Regions from separate parts of the Homo sapiens genome. Here all the other regions are linked to region 3. The links are chromatin contacts, found by Hi-C in ENCODE. All regions are on one chromosome and are shown on one strand. Each heading gives the region's core, a stretch centred on a gene start or an enhancer-like site at or near the end of the contact. The rest is flanking DNA. Distances are from core to core; before and after follow the strand shown.

Region 1 (3,308 bases), core at 531-3,030, 7.8 Mb after region 3:
TGAAAAGCAGAAATCAAGTGGCAAATATCAGATCTGAGGGACGCAATGAGGGTGGAGTTGAAATCCGTGGTCCTTGGATTTGAAACTTACCAGCCCGTGAACAAGGTTGGTATTGCTTTTGGCATAAGACGACAGCCTTTCTTTTCATTAGCTCAGGAGGAATACTGGCTTTCCAAGTGAGCTCCTCCAATCCAGTGATATTTGCACATCTCACCTGGGCCTTTCGGTTACAAATTCACCACCTTAAGGAGCCGTGTGAAAAAGCAAGAACAATCAATAAGAAGGAAAAAAAAAAACCCTTCAGCTATAAATCAGCCACGTGGAGCTGCTGCAGCAGCAGCGGTAGTCCCACTTCCTGGTTGGCTTCCTGAAAGCCTCTCGACAAGGGGCTCAGGGAAGTGGGTCTAAGGGAGAGGTGCAGACGAGAGCGACTCCAGGTCCAACGGAGGGGGCGGCGGGCCACGGGATCCCGGAGGGCACAGGCGTTAAGGACGGAGTTATTGTCCATAATTACAATAAAAGTTTGGGGATCTGAAAGCTTTAAGGAGCTGAGCTGCAGGGCAAAGGCTAAGAACCGGACTCGGGAAAAGTGCAAGTTAGTTACAAGGTAGCAGGGACTGTGAAGGGGGCTCGCGTGGAGAGCAGGGGACTGCGGATCTGGAAGGGGGCAGGTAGAGAGGAAGGCAGCCTGGCAGAGCGAGGCACACGGGTCAGTCGGAGCTCTGCGGTGGCCGCCAGAGGGGAGGGGGCCACGGGGAGGAGCGGAGGGAAGAGCCCGGGGAAAGGTGTAGCCGAGGGGAGTTCCGGATCTGGAGCTGGAAAGGGCAGGCAGCGGAGAGGGCGGCAGCCGTAGCGGTAGGGGTGGGGGAAAGAGGGGGAGGAGAGCCGGAGGAGGGGGAAGGAGGGAGGGGAGAGCGGTGGCGGCGGCTGCGCCGGGCTGTGAGTCTCTCGCCGCCGGAGGAAGATGAGGCTGAAGATTGGGTTCATCTTACGCAGTTTGCTGGTGGTGGGAAGCTTCCTGGGGCTAGTGGTCCTCTGGTCTTCCCTGACCCCGCGGCCGGACGACCCAAGCCCGCTGAGCAGGATGAGGGTGAGTGACCCGCCCGGCCCCCTCCGGCGGCAGCGACCGGCAACTTGTTTTGTTTGCCCGCGTGTGGAGGGAGCAGGGGCGGCGGGGTCGCGGCACGGCGTGGGCACCGCAGCTCCGCAGGTGGTGCTGGCGCAGCGCGGGCCGAGGGGGTGCCGAGCCCCGCGCACTCCGACCTCCCTGGCCGCCGCCGGCCCGCCCCCTCGCCGCCCCTTCCTCCGCTCTTCCCCGCCCCGGGCTCCGTCGCCGACACCCGCGCTGCCGCGGCAGCGGCTCGGGCGGCCGCTCTCCGCGCCGGGACTGCGGGCGGAGCGGGCGGAGAGCCGGGTCCGGGGGGCTGCGGCCGCCCGGCGTCCCGCTCTGGGGGGCCGGGACCGCAGCGCTCACGGCCCGGGGACGCGGGGTTGGTCCAGGCTGCGGCCTGTGGCGCGTGCAGGCCTGAAGGAGGCGAGATGCCGATGCCGCCACCGCTGGTCCGGTGGACCAGGCCCCTTGGTCCAGCCTCCCCTCCCGCAGCCGCCCGTCTGGGGGTGTTCGCAGCCCCGGGCTCCCCCGGCCCGCCCGCCGGGGAGTGGGAGGGCGATGGCGCCCCGCCTCCGGCTCTTACGGAGAGCGCGCCTCCCCCTCAACTCCGGCGGCGGGGAGCCGGGGTGCGATGCGCGGCCGAGGCCTCGCCCGGACCGCCGGTCCCCCTCGCGTCCCTGGGCGAGGGAGGGGCGGTTGGCCGGAGATGGCGGAGGGGCGTCCCCGCCCCGCCTGCCCGCCGCCCCCAGCCCTCAGCGCCTGGGGAAGCCCCTGCTGTGGCAGTGCTCGGGCGCTATCCGGGGGAAGAGGAGCAGTTCCTCTTCCTTGGCTGCGGCAGGGCTGCTTGGGCCGGAAAACTAACTTGTGTCGGCGCCCGGCCGCCCCGCGCCGGCTGCCGGCTAGCTCAGGCCGACGCCGAGGGGAGCGGCGGCGCGGAGCTCGCGGCGGCTCCGCTGGGACGCATTTGTCTGCCGCCCAGGGCGCGAGTGTTAGCGCTGACATTCCTTGGATTTGGAGGGTTTAGTCAGGCGCCTCGGAACATTAGTTACCCGGAGCCGCGCCGCGCGGGGAAGGGACCGCGGGCACTGCGGCTTCCCTGACCCGGCAGCGGGCGGCGCGCACCGGCCTCGCCCCCGACCCTGACCTGCTTCCCCCCGGATGAACCGTTGCACCACCTGCTTCCTCCTCCCCGCTGGGACAGCCAACTGGGCCGGCTGCCAGTGGGGGTAGGAGAGGGTATGAGGGGCTCACGACCGCCGAGGCGGCGGGGCTGCAGGAGGAGTCGAGTCGCTCTCTCTGTTGTAAAGTGCTTTTTGCAAGTGTGATGAGCATCGCTTCTATGTCATGTTTATTTAACTTTCCTTCTGGAAAGTTAGCATCAAGAAGTTGGGCAAAAAGGCTTGTGGCGTCCTTTCAAGAGTAAGAATCCTAGGAGGAGATCCCATTATCAGCTCTTCGCCTATATCATGAGATTAGATGTAATCTGGAAGTTTTAGTATTTGAAGTCTCTACAGCAGTGGAATCCCTTTGTAATATCTGGGATAGATTCCCATCTAAGTCATCTAAATTGATGGTAATAAAAAGTATCAGTTTTCCTTTTCAGTACATTTGCGGTTTTAAGCTTCTCAGCTCATGGAGTGATGGTGATCTTTTTATAATTTTGCTCTCAATATGACTTATTGACAAAGGATAACTGAATATTGCAATTGAGGATATTTGTTTTAAGTCATCAAATGGCTTTTTACATGTAGCTAGAAATGTTTAACCCCCTATTTTCTGGTAGAGAAACTGACGAAAAACTGACAAAACTAGCTAGGTTCAGAATGTCCCGCCCTTCTGATGATCTTTTAAAGAGGTGGCGGAACATCAGCATCACTTGCCAACTCGTGGAATATTTTATTAGTGCAAACAAAGGATGGGCCATAATGCCCATTTCAGTACTATATGGTGATGATAAAGAAGGTGATGATATCTTGATTTTTTGTTTGTTTCAGTGTACTTGATAAAGTTTCTCAGTGGATCCAGTGTAATTTCTGTCATTTGTCAAAAACAAAAGGTAGATTTTAAAGACTTAACATAATTAACATTAAGAGGAATGCTTAGGTATCAGAAGAGCAAGAAAGACCCTTTTATTGGCTTCCCAGGTAAATAGTAATACAAGCAATTTAAAGTGTAGCTTATAAATAATAAGAGCATA
Region 2 (3,527 bases), core at 950-3,449, 8.0 Mb after region 3:
TTTTTAATAGAGACGGAGTTTCACCATGTTGGCCAGGCTGGTCTCGAACTCCTGACTTCAGATGATCCACCCTCCTCGGCCTCCCAAAGTGCTGGGATTACAGGCGTGAGCCACCACGCCCTACTGTGTTGTAATACTTTAAGCCAGTGTTATCTAATGCAACAGGTACAATTTATTGTAATATTTTGTTTAACCCATTACATCCAAAACATTTAAACATATATAAAAATTTTTAATGTGCACTTCAATATTCTTTTTGAAAATTTCTTGTAGTAAGTCCAGAAATAAAAAAAAAGTCCAGCTGATATATACTTACAGCACATCTCAATTCATATGCTAAAGTTAGAGTTCATAAAATTTAAGTTGGAAAAACAGATTCATATATCTGAGTTGTTGCAAACACACTTAAAAGTATTCCAACAATTGAATCGAGCATCAGGTTTTTGGTTTTTGTTTAATTCAAATTCAATTAACGATTCAGTTTTTCCGTCTCAACCACATTTCAAGTGCTGAGTAGCCACATATGGCTAGAGGACAGCCTACTGGACAGCACAGCTTAAGGAGGTACACAATGTACTTATCAGTCATCATCTTTCTTTTTCCTACTGAATTTACGTAATATTTAAATTGTTTTTCTTTGTCATATCCTAGAACTCAAACGCACAGATACAATGGATACCTTTGATTTTCTGCGTCGATGGCATTTTGCATTTAAAAAGATCATCTGGGTGGGGTGGCGCGCGTCTGTAATCCCAGCTACTCGGGAGGCTGAGGCAGGAGAATCGCTTGAACTCGAGAGGCGGAGGTTGCAGGATCGCGCCACTGCACTGCACTCCATCCTGGGCGACAGAGCAAACTGTCTCAAAAGAAAAAAAAATCATTTATCACTAAATTTACTCACCAAAAGAACTTGCAAAAAAAAAACCCAAAACCCTACTGCCTAAAATATATTTTAAAACGTATTTGTGTTTAAGCAGCATATATCTTTTGATAAATAATGACGCATGGTAGCTAACTAGTAAAGATGCAGCTTTCATATTAGCCACGCCCATCCCTCTCTCCGCCCTCCACAAGCACGTCCCCGCAAGCGCGCAGGAACATACACGCGTACGCGCGCACACACACGTACACACGCGCGCGCCCGCGAACACATACATACAAGCAGGCGCGCCCAAACGCCGGCAGCACACAGGCGCGCACGCGCTTTTCAGGACTCAGGAAATGCGCTTTCTGCTCCCCGCGCCCGGTAGAGCTAATGCAGGGAAGTTTCTGGGAACATTCGACCAGCGTTTGTATTGGTGAGGTTCCAAGTTTCCTTTAAAATGATATGACTCCGCCCTTCTCCAAAACCGTTTGAGGAGAAATGGAAAAGGTTGGGCGTGGAGGTGAAAAGGAGCCCTGTTGTCAACTGGTCCGTACTCCACCTCAGGAGGCGGCCAACTTGGTGCGCCCAAGAATAAAAACATTTCCCTTGTAAGAACATGCAAGTGTTTAGAAACGCCCCCCCACCCCCCCGCAAGGCGTTTGTGAGGGGGACCTGTCACAGTTGAGAAGTCAGGATGGGCGTTTTCCTCCCAGGAGGTGCCCTATTAATTTGCGGCCTCGATAGTTGGTCAAGCCGGGATGTTAGCTGCGGAACCTCCAGGACCGAAGAGCGCCAATTCTCCTGAGTTCTCCTTGGTTTGGGTTTCCCACAAAAGAGTGGTCACACCAAAAACTCTGTCTCCACAAATGCGAAACGGGCTCGAAACTTTTTTTTCCCCACACGATCACTTCCCACACCACTCCCATCCCTTTATGTTTCGCCTCAGGAGTCGAGGAACTTCTCTGAAAACCAATTCTACGATATTCCAGCAGCTAAACACAGCCCGAATTCCCTAGAAACAGAGAGAGCGAGAGAAAACACTGTAAACCCCAATCACACGCTCCTGTTTTCCCGGTACTGAAAAAAAAAAAAAAAAAAAAAAGTGGGTCCGTGGCCGCGCTATGCATGCTAGGATTAGTAGTTCCTCCGTCCCTCATGGCGCGGGGTCAGGGCGGAGCTCAGGTTGACTCTGCAGCAGAGAACTACAATTCCCATGGGGCCGCGCGGCAGAAAGAAAGGGGCGGGACGGGAGGGGGCGCGTCGCGCTTGCGCAGGTCCCGGGGCCGGAGGGAGGCGGAGGCGTAGCGGTCCAACTGCTGAAGTCCCCATGTGACAGTGAGCGGGGTCCCCGCTCCAGGAGACGCTCGAGTCTGCGTCCCGGCCCTCAGCACTGTCCACTGTTTCGGTGCCAGCAGAGACCAGCAGGCCCGGGACAGTTGGTGTTTGGCCGTGCCGCTGTCTAACTTGGTGTGCAGAGTGAATTGCCGCTGCCGGAGCGGAGAGAGGCGGAGCGGCCAGGAGAGAGGGGATTTCTGTCAGCGCCGGCCTCGGGAGCTCGGAGACATGAACGGCTTCACGCCTGACGAGATGAGCCGCGGCGGGGATGCGGCCGCCGCAGTGGCCGCAGTGGTCGCTGCCGCGGCCGCCGCCGCCTCGGCGGGGAACGGGACCGGCGCGGGCACCGGGGCTGAGGTGCCGGGCGCGGGGGCGGTCTCAGCGGCTGGGCCCCCGGGGGCGGCCGGGCCGGGCCCCGGGCAACTGTGCTGCCTGCGGGAGGATGGTGAGCGGTGCGGCCGGGCGGCAGGCAACGCCAGCTTCAGCAAGAGGATCCAGAAGAGCATCTCCCAGAAGAAGGTGAAGATCGAGCTGGATAAGAGCGTAAGTAAACCGCGGGACCGCCCTGCCCTCCCGCCCCTCGGTGGGGCCCCAGGAGCCGGGCAAAGGCACGGGTTGTCGGCGGGGTCCCCCAGACAACCGCACTGGCTGCAGTGCGGTCTCGTGGAGTCTGTGTTTGGAAGCAAATAACAAAGTCGCTGCAACTCCTACCGCCACCCCAACACACACACCACACACAGGCTGTCGTTCCCCTCTTCTTTCCCACCCTGGCCCCCAACCTCCCGCTGCCTGCGTCTCTCCCGCGCAGTCTTCCCTCTTCCTTCTCCTCTGCGACCGGGACACGAAACAAAGGGGACCGGCGCACTGAGGGCCCAGAGTAGTTTTCTTGCAGCCCGGCAGCTCTTCTGGAATGGAGGCGCCTTTGTTTTGCTGCCCAAGCTGGTGTTTGGCCCCAGGCGGTACTAAATCCCGTCGTCTAGGAGAAAGCGGAGGACCTTCACGAACAAGGAAGATCCTGTTCTTTTCTGTGTTCCGTCTCCTCCGGAGCGGAGTGAGAGGGAAGCCGAGCTCACCCGCCGCCTGGCAGTGAGCCGGGGTTGTAAACGGCGTTTGCGCTGTCAGCTCCGAGGGCAGCTACTCCGATGGTGGGGAGCACGTAGCCTCTGCGGTTTTGCCATCCCCTTGGCAGCCATCAGGATTTTTTGCACGTCTTTTCGTTTGACCATCTATGAGGTTTTTAGAAACAGCCGTTGCTACTTTTGGGAGATCTGGCTAGCGGTAAATGAATAACATGGTATCGAGAACCTACCACAAGTCCTGCATATTT
Region 3 (3,571 bases), core at 729-3,228:
CTTGAAGAGGGGGATCTGGGTGGTGTGCCACAGCATCCACTACAGGACCAACAGATTCATATGCCCACTGCACAGTATACACTGAGACAGCAGGGTTTGCAGAAGAGAAAGAGTTTAGTGATGGCAGGGTGCCGAGAGGAGATGGGAGGAAACCCTCAAATTCATCTCTCTGAGGAGTTCTGTGCTGGGGCTTTTAAGGGGATCCTGGAGGGCAATGGGCTGGAAAATTAGGGTCCTCGATTGGCTGGGGTAAGGAGGAATGAAACCATCAGGATGTGGGAACTGCATTCTTTGGTGAGTCAGCTCCTTGTCAGACCAGCTGAGTCAGTAGTTTCATCAGTACGAAGGACCTGAAAGGTTATCTCAAAGCACAAACTTAACGTTTCATAATGTTCAAGTTGTTGTCTATAGAGCAGTTAGGGGAAACTATAACCTTGTAACAGAGTCTACATGATTCTGAAGCAATAGGCAAACAATTATGAGGAAGGGGTCAGACAGCAAGCTGACCTAATTATTAATCCTCAGTGTGCTGCAAGCTTGGTTTAATTTCGTTCCCCCCACCCCTTTTTCCCAGATTAACTTCATAAAGTATATAGGCATGGTTTCAGACACCACTGTAAAGGCATCCTAAAGACAGGGCTGACTCTGACAACCAAGGGACAGATCCCATTTCTTTTCATTTGACGTGACCGCTGTCATGATACTTTACAAAGAATGTGTGTGCCAAACATGAGGGATAGACGAATAAGTACAGGTCACACTGAATCTAAAAAAGACACTTTTCAAGAGGGAACTTCCTCAAGGAGATAGTACCTGAATTGATGGGGCGGCATGGAGATGGCTGATTATTCCAGGCAGAAGGGCCAGTTTGAGCAAAAGCATGGAGGAATGAAACAATAGTATTCTGTTTTCAGAAGCTGTATATATTTGACACAATATACACATAATCAAAACATGTGTACGCCGTAAACACAATTTTTGTCAATTATACCTTAATAAAGAAGGAGGAAAAAGGGCCTTCACTAGCCCAAATGATGCCCCTGTGCGGTTTTTTCTTTAAAGGCACCTCTTCCGTTAAGTGAAAGTTTTAGTATATTATCACATCTGTACAGTTTTATTATTAAACCCCAGTACACAATATTTTAATGTTGAGAGATGGTGTAAACTGAGCTTTAGAGCTGCAAAGACCTGCGTCAAGCCCCCGCCCCCGCCCCCGCCCCCGGGCACTCATCGTCCAGCACAACAATTGCAACAACACCTGGGCGTTCTCTGCCCATGTAGCGAGGTCAAGGTCCTGGGAGCCGAACTCTCCCTTGATGTTCAATCTTTTTAAATCTTTCCCAGCCTTTATTTCTCATCTGCAAAATGACGATAATCGCATTTGAAATTCTCCGTTTTCAAAATGCAGGAATTTATTAAAGGATACGTAGGCTGGGGAAACAAGGGAGACGAAAGATCTAAATCTAAATGGTAGACCAGAAAAAGGAAGGCAAGGGTGTCTGGAAACACAAAACAGTCAACATAGATTTTAAGACTCATCTATACTCTCTTCTTCCCGGGTTTGGGAACTGCGGTTGCTACACAGGTCACATTTGAAATAAAAGTCCTGGGACGGCGGCCGGCGCGACACTCTCCCCCGCACAGCGCAGGCTCTCACTGGGAATCTGCCGGGACCGCAGTTGCCAAGGCGACTCCGCGCTGCAGGGCGAGGCGGCCATCCGTCTGTGCCCGCCCCCTCACGCCGTGGCGCGCTCTCACGCTTCCCCGCCTCCGGGCGCTCCGCGGTGCCGACCATTGGCTGGCTCTGCAGGTCTCACTATCCTCACTCCATCCGCGGAGCCAATGGCTGGGACCGCCAGGAGCTCGTTCGCGCGAGTCACACGATGTCGGCAACTGCACAGACCAATCACCGCGCCGAGAAGGCGGGGCGGGAGCTCTCGCAGGCCAATAACGACAGGACGGGCCGCCTGGCCCACCCGGCTCCACCCCCAAGCCAGGCGAGGCAGGTTCCGAGGTTGGAACACCTGGCGAGTCCTCGGTGTCGGTGGCCGGCAGTCATCTCGCGGCCGTTCAGGTGAGGGGGTTGGAGGAGTGGCTCATGAGCGAGGAAGGGGGAGCAGGCGGGCTCCCACCCGGTGCTCCGTGAGATCGAGGGGAGCGGGTTCTGGGTGCGGATGCACGCGCTGGGCGGGACGCTGGCAGTGGTACCCGAGACGGGGCGGAAGGAGACTGGAGTGAAGGTGGGCCTAGGCTAAGGTACGTGCTAGAAAGGATGAAAACGGAGTGAAATTCTTAAGTGATGGAACTAGGCTAGGGCATGTTTCTTGCCCTTTAAAATGTGTTGTCTTCGGGAGACAGGACGTAGAAGATAGTTGCAGCACAGGGTGATAGGCTGGCGAAAGTTATACAAAAGCAGGAACCACTAGAAGGAGGTAAGATGTAGTGTGCTTTGGGAGTAGTGGGGTTGGGAAGGGCGTCCGAGAGGAGGTTACTGAAGGATGACTAGGAGTTGAATGGGAGGACATCACCTGTAAGGGAACGATATTTCCGTGGGCAGAGAGGAATGAAGCAGTAGCAACCATGAGTGATCAGATACTGCAAAAATGTGAAGTGTAGGATGGCGAGAATGTAAGAAATGAAGAGTGAAGAAGTCTGGAAGGGCCTCGTGTGCATCAATCACAGCGGGGCTTGATCTTTATGCTTAGGGCAAGCACTCCCTTGAACTTTGAGTGTTTTAAGGAGGTTATCTCTGATGTTTAAATTTATATAGATCGTGGCATTGCATCTTAGAAATAAGGTTTAGGAAGGGCAAGCTTGGAGGCAGGGCAAGTCCAGAAAATGAAGGAGCTGGTGAAATCCGTGTTAAAGTGCCAAAGGACAGAGACTGGCTGACAGCTAAACTTCAAGGTTTCTGAGAATCCACAAATAACTAAATTTATCTAGTCAACCTGTTCCAGAACAGGCTTCCAGTCATTTAGGTTGCCCAAGAATGAGTAAAGGAAAAGGAAATTCAATTTTCCAAGACCTTGTTTCCCCTCTCCTCTTTAATTCCTTGTTCGGTTAGCAACAGTATATCCATTCCCTCGCTCCTTTGTGAAAAGTAAATTCCTGAATGTTAACTAAACCAAGTGTTTCTAAATTGGGTAAGAGTTTGAAGACTTAAGGCAGCAGAATGGGAGAGACTTAAAACGTTATGTCTGAGAATTAGGCATTAAAGGAGGCCTAGTATTTGGGCGGGGGTTGTGAGGAGCACATACTGAACCTTTGGACCTGTTGAGTGAGTTCATGTGCCTCTGAACTCTCTGACTGGATATGACCAGTAAACTTGGATAATTAGATCCTGGAGTTTAGGGGAGAGGGCTAGAGATAGAGATGATGGATGTCAGCATATTTTTAAAACAGAAAATAGTTAAGATCACCCAAGACAATCTGGAATCGTTAGAAGGGAGTAAGGAAGGCATTATTGGGAAACTTTCCAGCTTCAATTCTCATATTTTTTCTAATCTCCTGGTTGAGTCTTTGGAGTTGCTGTTCTCTCTATGCAAAACCCCTCCCTTGACCCTCTCTCCCT
Region 4 (3,622 bases), core at 626-3,125, 6.6 Mb before region 3:
CCAAATAGACAAATGATAAAAAGAAGGTTGGTATAATTATGGTAGCAGATCAATCATGAATTACCAAGTTCCCCTTTACTGTAATTTTTCTTTTTTGCAATTTCAAGAACACAACACATTGCTACTAACTATAGTCATTATGTTATACAATAGATCTCTTAAATTTATTCCCCCTTTCTAACTGAAATTAGGTCTCTCGTGATCAACATCTACCCAACCCCTGAAATCCACCATTCCATTCTCTACTTCAAGGTCAACTTTTTAGAAACCACATGTAAGTGAGATCATGCCTTGTCTTCCTGTGCCCAGCTTATTTCATGTAACATAATGTCCTCCATATTAATTCATGTTGTCAGAAGTGACAAGATTTCATTATTTTTTATGGGTGAATAGTACTCCACTGTGCACATATATCAAATTTTAAAAAAAATCCATCTGTAGATGGAAACCTAGTTTGATTCCATTATCTTGGCTATCATGAATAATGCTGCAATGAACATGGGAGTGCAGATACCTCTTTGACATACAAACTTCATTTCCTTTGAATATACTCACTAGAATTAGTGAATCTTATTTTATTCTAATATTCAAATTTAGTCTACCTACTGTCATGTATGTATATAAACAGATTTGAAACATTACACTAAGGATCATAACCAATTATAGTAGCCAAAAGATTAGCACCATGTAAGAGATATCATTAAATACAAATAGTTTTAAATCCTGAGTAATTTCTTCAAGAGGTACTGAGAATTTCCAATCACCAAGCAACCAACGGGAGAAAATTAAACAGTCTTTGGGTGGGCGGACTTGCCACGTGTTACGTATACCTGCAGCCTTTGTGCTCTGAGCAAACTGCCTCATGCAACCTCTGAAGCAAAAGCTGTAAAAATTCCTCCTCTAGATAGCAGCTAAGACAGGTGAGATTAAACCTAGCCCTAGCTAGTTGCAACAAACTGAATGTACGTGTAAACGTGTGTGTGTCCTGTACATGCATTCAAACACATTGCCTGGCCAGCAATTCCAACGTGTTCCAGAACAAGGCCAATCCAGTTACAAAGCAACACGCTCCCTAATTCACCAGGCCTTAGGAACTTCTGAGCGGCTATGTAACCTAGGCAACACCATCACTACGTTGAGCGCATTTTCCCAATGGCAAATTAAGAGAAAATGTTTGCTCATCTGAACGGACCTCTAAATTAAGAATCAGTAATAAGGCAAAAGCAATGAGCAAACAAGTCCCTTTAACGTATAAATAACACAGCACGTGCTGATATATTATCTCATGTGGCAAATATAGTTTCCTGGGGCCCAGCAGACGCATATCCCAGGATATGCTTTCCGAACTGTCCCATTGCAAACATAAAATATTTCATGCTAACTTGGTAGTGCAAAGGTGGCGTGGAAGTGCCACCAAATCAGGAGGCAAACCTAAAGGACGCCACAATTCCCGAACTAGAAATTTCCAGAAACTTCCGCACCACCGATGGCATTGATACAAGGGCGCTGGATCGATCTAGCCCTAGATCTCCGGGCCTGCTCCGGCGGACCAGCCTAGGCAGCCATCCCCTCCGCGAAACTGAGCAGTCACCGGCCGGAGCCGCATTCCGCCCTTGGAATCCCCCAAATCCCGGGAACCCCCGCCTCCTCGGGGCTTTTCCGCGAGCGTCAGACTCCGCTCACCTCGCTCCCCTCCGATGTCCACGTCAAAGAAGACTCGAGGGTTACTGGGGTTGGAGGGCTTGGCTTGGGGGGACGGGTGCGACATCTTGACTTGCAGACGTGTTTAGTACGGAATATCAGAGTACCTAGTGGCCGCCCGGGCCGCCCAAACTCCAGAGTCCGTCTCCGCCGGAGACCGGCAGCGACGCTGACCGGCCACTTCCGACGCAAGAACCGGAAGCCATGGCCTGACTTCCGGCACCGCCCCGCTCCCCCGCGCGGTGTTTCAAAGAGCCTGAGCGACTCCGTGCAGCGAACCGCGTGCCCTCCGCCACCTGTTCCTGGCTTCTCATTTAATGAAGTTGCGATCCCAGTTCTCATTATTCTTCTCGCTTGTGTTTCGTTGTCTTTCCCACCCTCGTGGCGTAGAGAGCTTTGGAGTCAACCCCATGCCAGCGTCAGCTCTGCCACCAAGTTGGGTGTGACTTCTCAGAAACTCAGTTTGCTCCTCTGGAAAAAGAATAAAAACGCTGACCTCGGAAGGTCGTTTTGAGGATTAAAGACATGAATCAGTACAATGCCTGGCATAAACTGGTGGTACCCAACCAATAGGAGCCTTATTATTGCCATGTCGTTACAATTTGATCTTCACATTACAATGTAAGTGGTAAGGCTTAGACTAAACGCTCCAAACAGCTAAAGCTGAGAGTCCAGAAGAGAGCACAGTTTTGATTCCTGATAAAACTGTATTTGGCGGGGCGCGGTGGCTCACGCCTGTAGTCCCAGCACATTGGGAGGCCGAGGCGGGCGGATCATTTGAGGTCAGGAGTTCGAGACCAGCCTGACCAACATGATGAAACCCGTCTCTACTAAAAATAAAAAAAAAAAAAATCACCCGGGCGTGGTGGTGCTTGCCTGTAGTCCCAGCTACTCGGGAGGCTGAGGCAGGAGAATCGCTTGAACCCGGGAGGCGGCGGTTGCAGTGAACCGAGATCGCGCCACTGTACTCCAGACTGGGTGACAGAGCGAAACTGTCCCCCCCCCCCCCAAAAAAAAGAAAAACAAAAAAATACTGTATTACTATAGCCCACTTTTCCCTTATGGGGATCTGTGTAAAACATTTACTTTTTACACACACACACACACACACACACACACACACACACACACATATATATGAGGAGAACATAGCCTTGCCTCTTAATAAAGCCTAATTTTGGAGAAGAGTGGCAATTCCCTGTGTAGATGCTTTGCCCTGTAGTTCTATTGGAGCTCAGCAATTTGGATTCAGCCTGAGGCTTACTTTATCAATAAGGCAGGAGATATCCTTAGATGCTTCACATTTTTTTTTCTTATGAGAAAGTAAAAAGTATTGGAATCCAGCACTCAAATAATGTCTCAAAAGCCAGGAGCCTTGTGTCAACAGCAGCAGCCAGAGTGGCTTTTTGGAAGGAAAGACCAGTGCTAATTTTCCCCTATCAGAGCTGTCACCATCCCTCTAGATGAAGGCTCCTGCCCTACTTGCTACCCGGTCTTAGGATAAGTAAAAGTTAGAAGGGTTACGGTTAAAGAACAACTGATTCCTATTCTCAATTTGAATTTGCCTGTGATGTTATACACTGGACTAAGCACGAAAGTTGATGTTAAAAAAGAAAAAAAAAAAAGCAAAAGCTTCAAGTTCTGACTACATGTATACTAGGCATGTTACCAAAGAAAAGTCATTTAATTTCTCTGAACCCTTCTCATTTCCTTTTCGGTAAAGTGCCAAAGAACAGGGTATGAGAATGGAAAAAGATAATGTGTAAGCATTTGCCTTGTAATCTCTAAAGCATTCTTATACACTCTTTTTTAAATTACTGAAAATTAGATGCTATAGTGCCTGAAGTTGTTTTAAAATAACCTGGAGTCAGGTAAGTGGGTTGGGTTGTGGATGAAACATAAGGGCCAGGCAGATGATTGG

What was found. A loop is a pair of places that touch in the nucleus more often than their neighbours do. Pooled maps may share reads with other maps.
Region 1: a loop to region 3 is called in a pooled map, with 14 times the contacts of the local background. The contact joins the promoter of GALNT7-DT here to the promoter of MSMO1 in region 3. A Hi-C loop is called at or near these places in 4 of 50 pooled maps.
Region 2: a pooled map shows a loop between it and region 3 (26-fold over the local background). The contact joins the promoter of SAP30 here to the promoter of MSMO1 in region 3. A Hi-C loop is called at or near these places in 4 of 50 pooled maps.
Region 4: a loop to region 3 is called in a pooled map, with 5 times the contacts of the local background. The contact joins the promoter of PPID here to the promoter of MSMO1 in region 3. A Hi-C loop is called at or near these places in 2 of 50 pooled maps.

The regions. Positions count from the first base shown.
Region 1 is chr4:173,167,872-173,171,179 of GRCh38, forward strand. It overlaps GALNT7-DT (GALNT7 divergent transcript), which reads right to left and starts at 1,781. Exons shown (of 7, transcript NR_134242.1): 1 at 993-1,781; 2 at 91-242. It overlaps GALNT7 (polypeptide N-acetylgalactosaminyltransferase 7), which reads left to right and starts at 940. Exons shown (of 12, transcript NM_017423.3): 1 at 940-1,090. The coding sequence starts at 965. RefSeq lists an enhancer at 209-308 and silencers at 619-668, 739-858, 1,089-2,318.
Region 2 is chr4:173,368,755-173,372,281 of GRCh38, forward strand. It overlaps SAP30 (Sin3A associated protein 30), which reads left to right and starts at 2,200. Exons shown (of 4, transcript NM_003864.4): 1 at 2,200-2,743. The coding sequence starts at 2,429. SAP30-DT (SAP30 divergent transcript) reads right to left here and starts at 1,944. Exons shown (of 4, transcript NR_183973.1): 1 at 1,538-1,944; 2 at 680-856. RefSeq lists enhancers at 1,421-1,660, 2,744-3,307, 3,011-3,310 and silencers at 2,061-2,230, 2,511-2,890.
Region 3 is chr4:165,325,691-165,329,261 of GRCh38, forward strand. It overlaps MSMO1 (methylsterol monooxygenase 1), which reads left to right and starts at 1,979. Exons shown (of 6, transcript NM_006745.5): 1 at 1,979-2,074. RefSeq lists a silencer at 1,578-1,917 and an enhancer at 2,008-2,277.
Region 4 is chr4:158,721,521-158,725,142 of GRCh38, forward strand. PPID (peptidylprolyl isomerase D) reads right to left here and starts at 1,876. Exons shown (of 10, transcript NM_005038.3): 1 at 1,684-1,876. The coding sequence starts at 1,768. RefSeq lists enhancers at 1,286-1,869, 1,503-1,982, 1,870-2,454.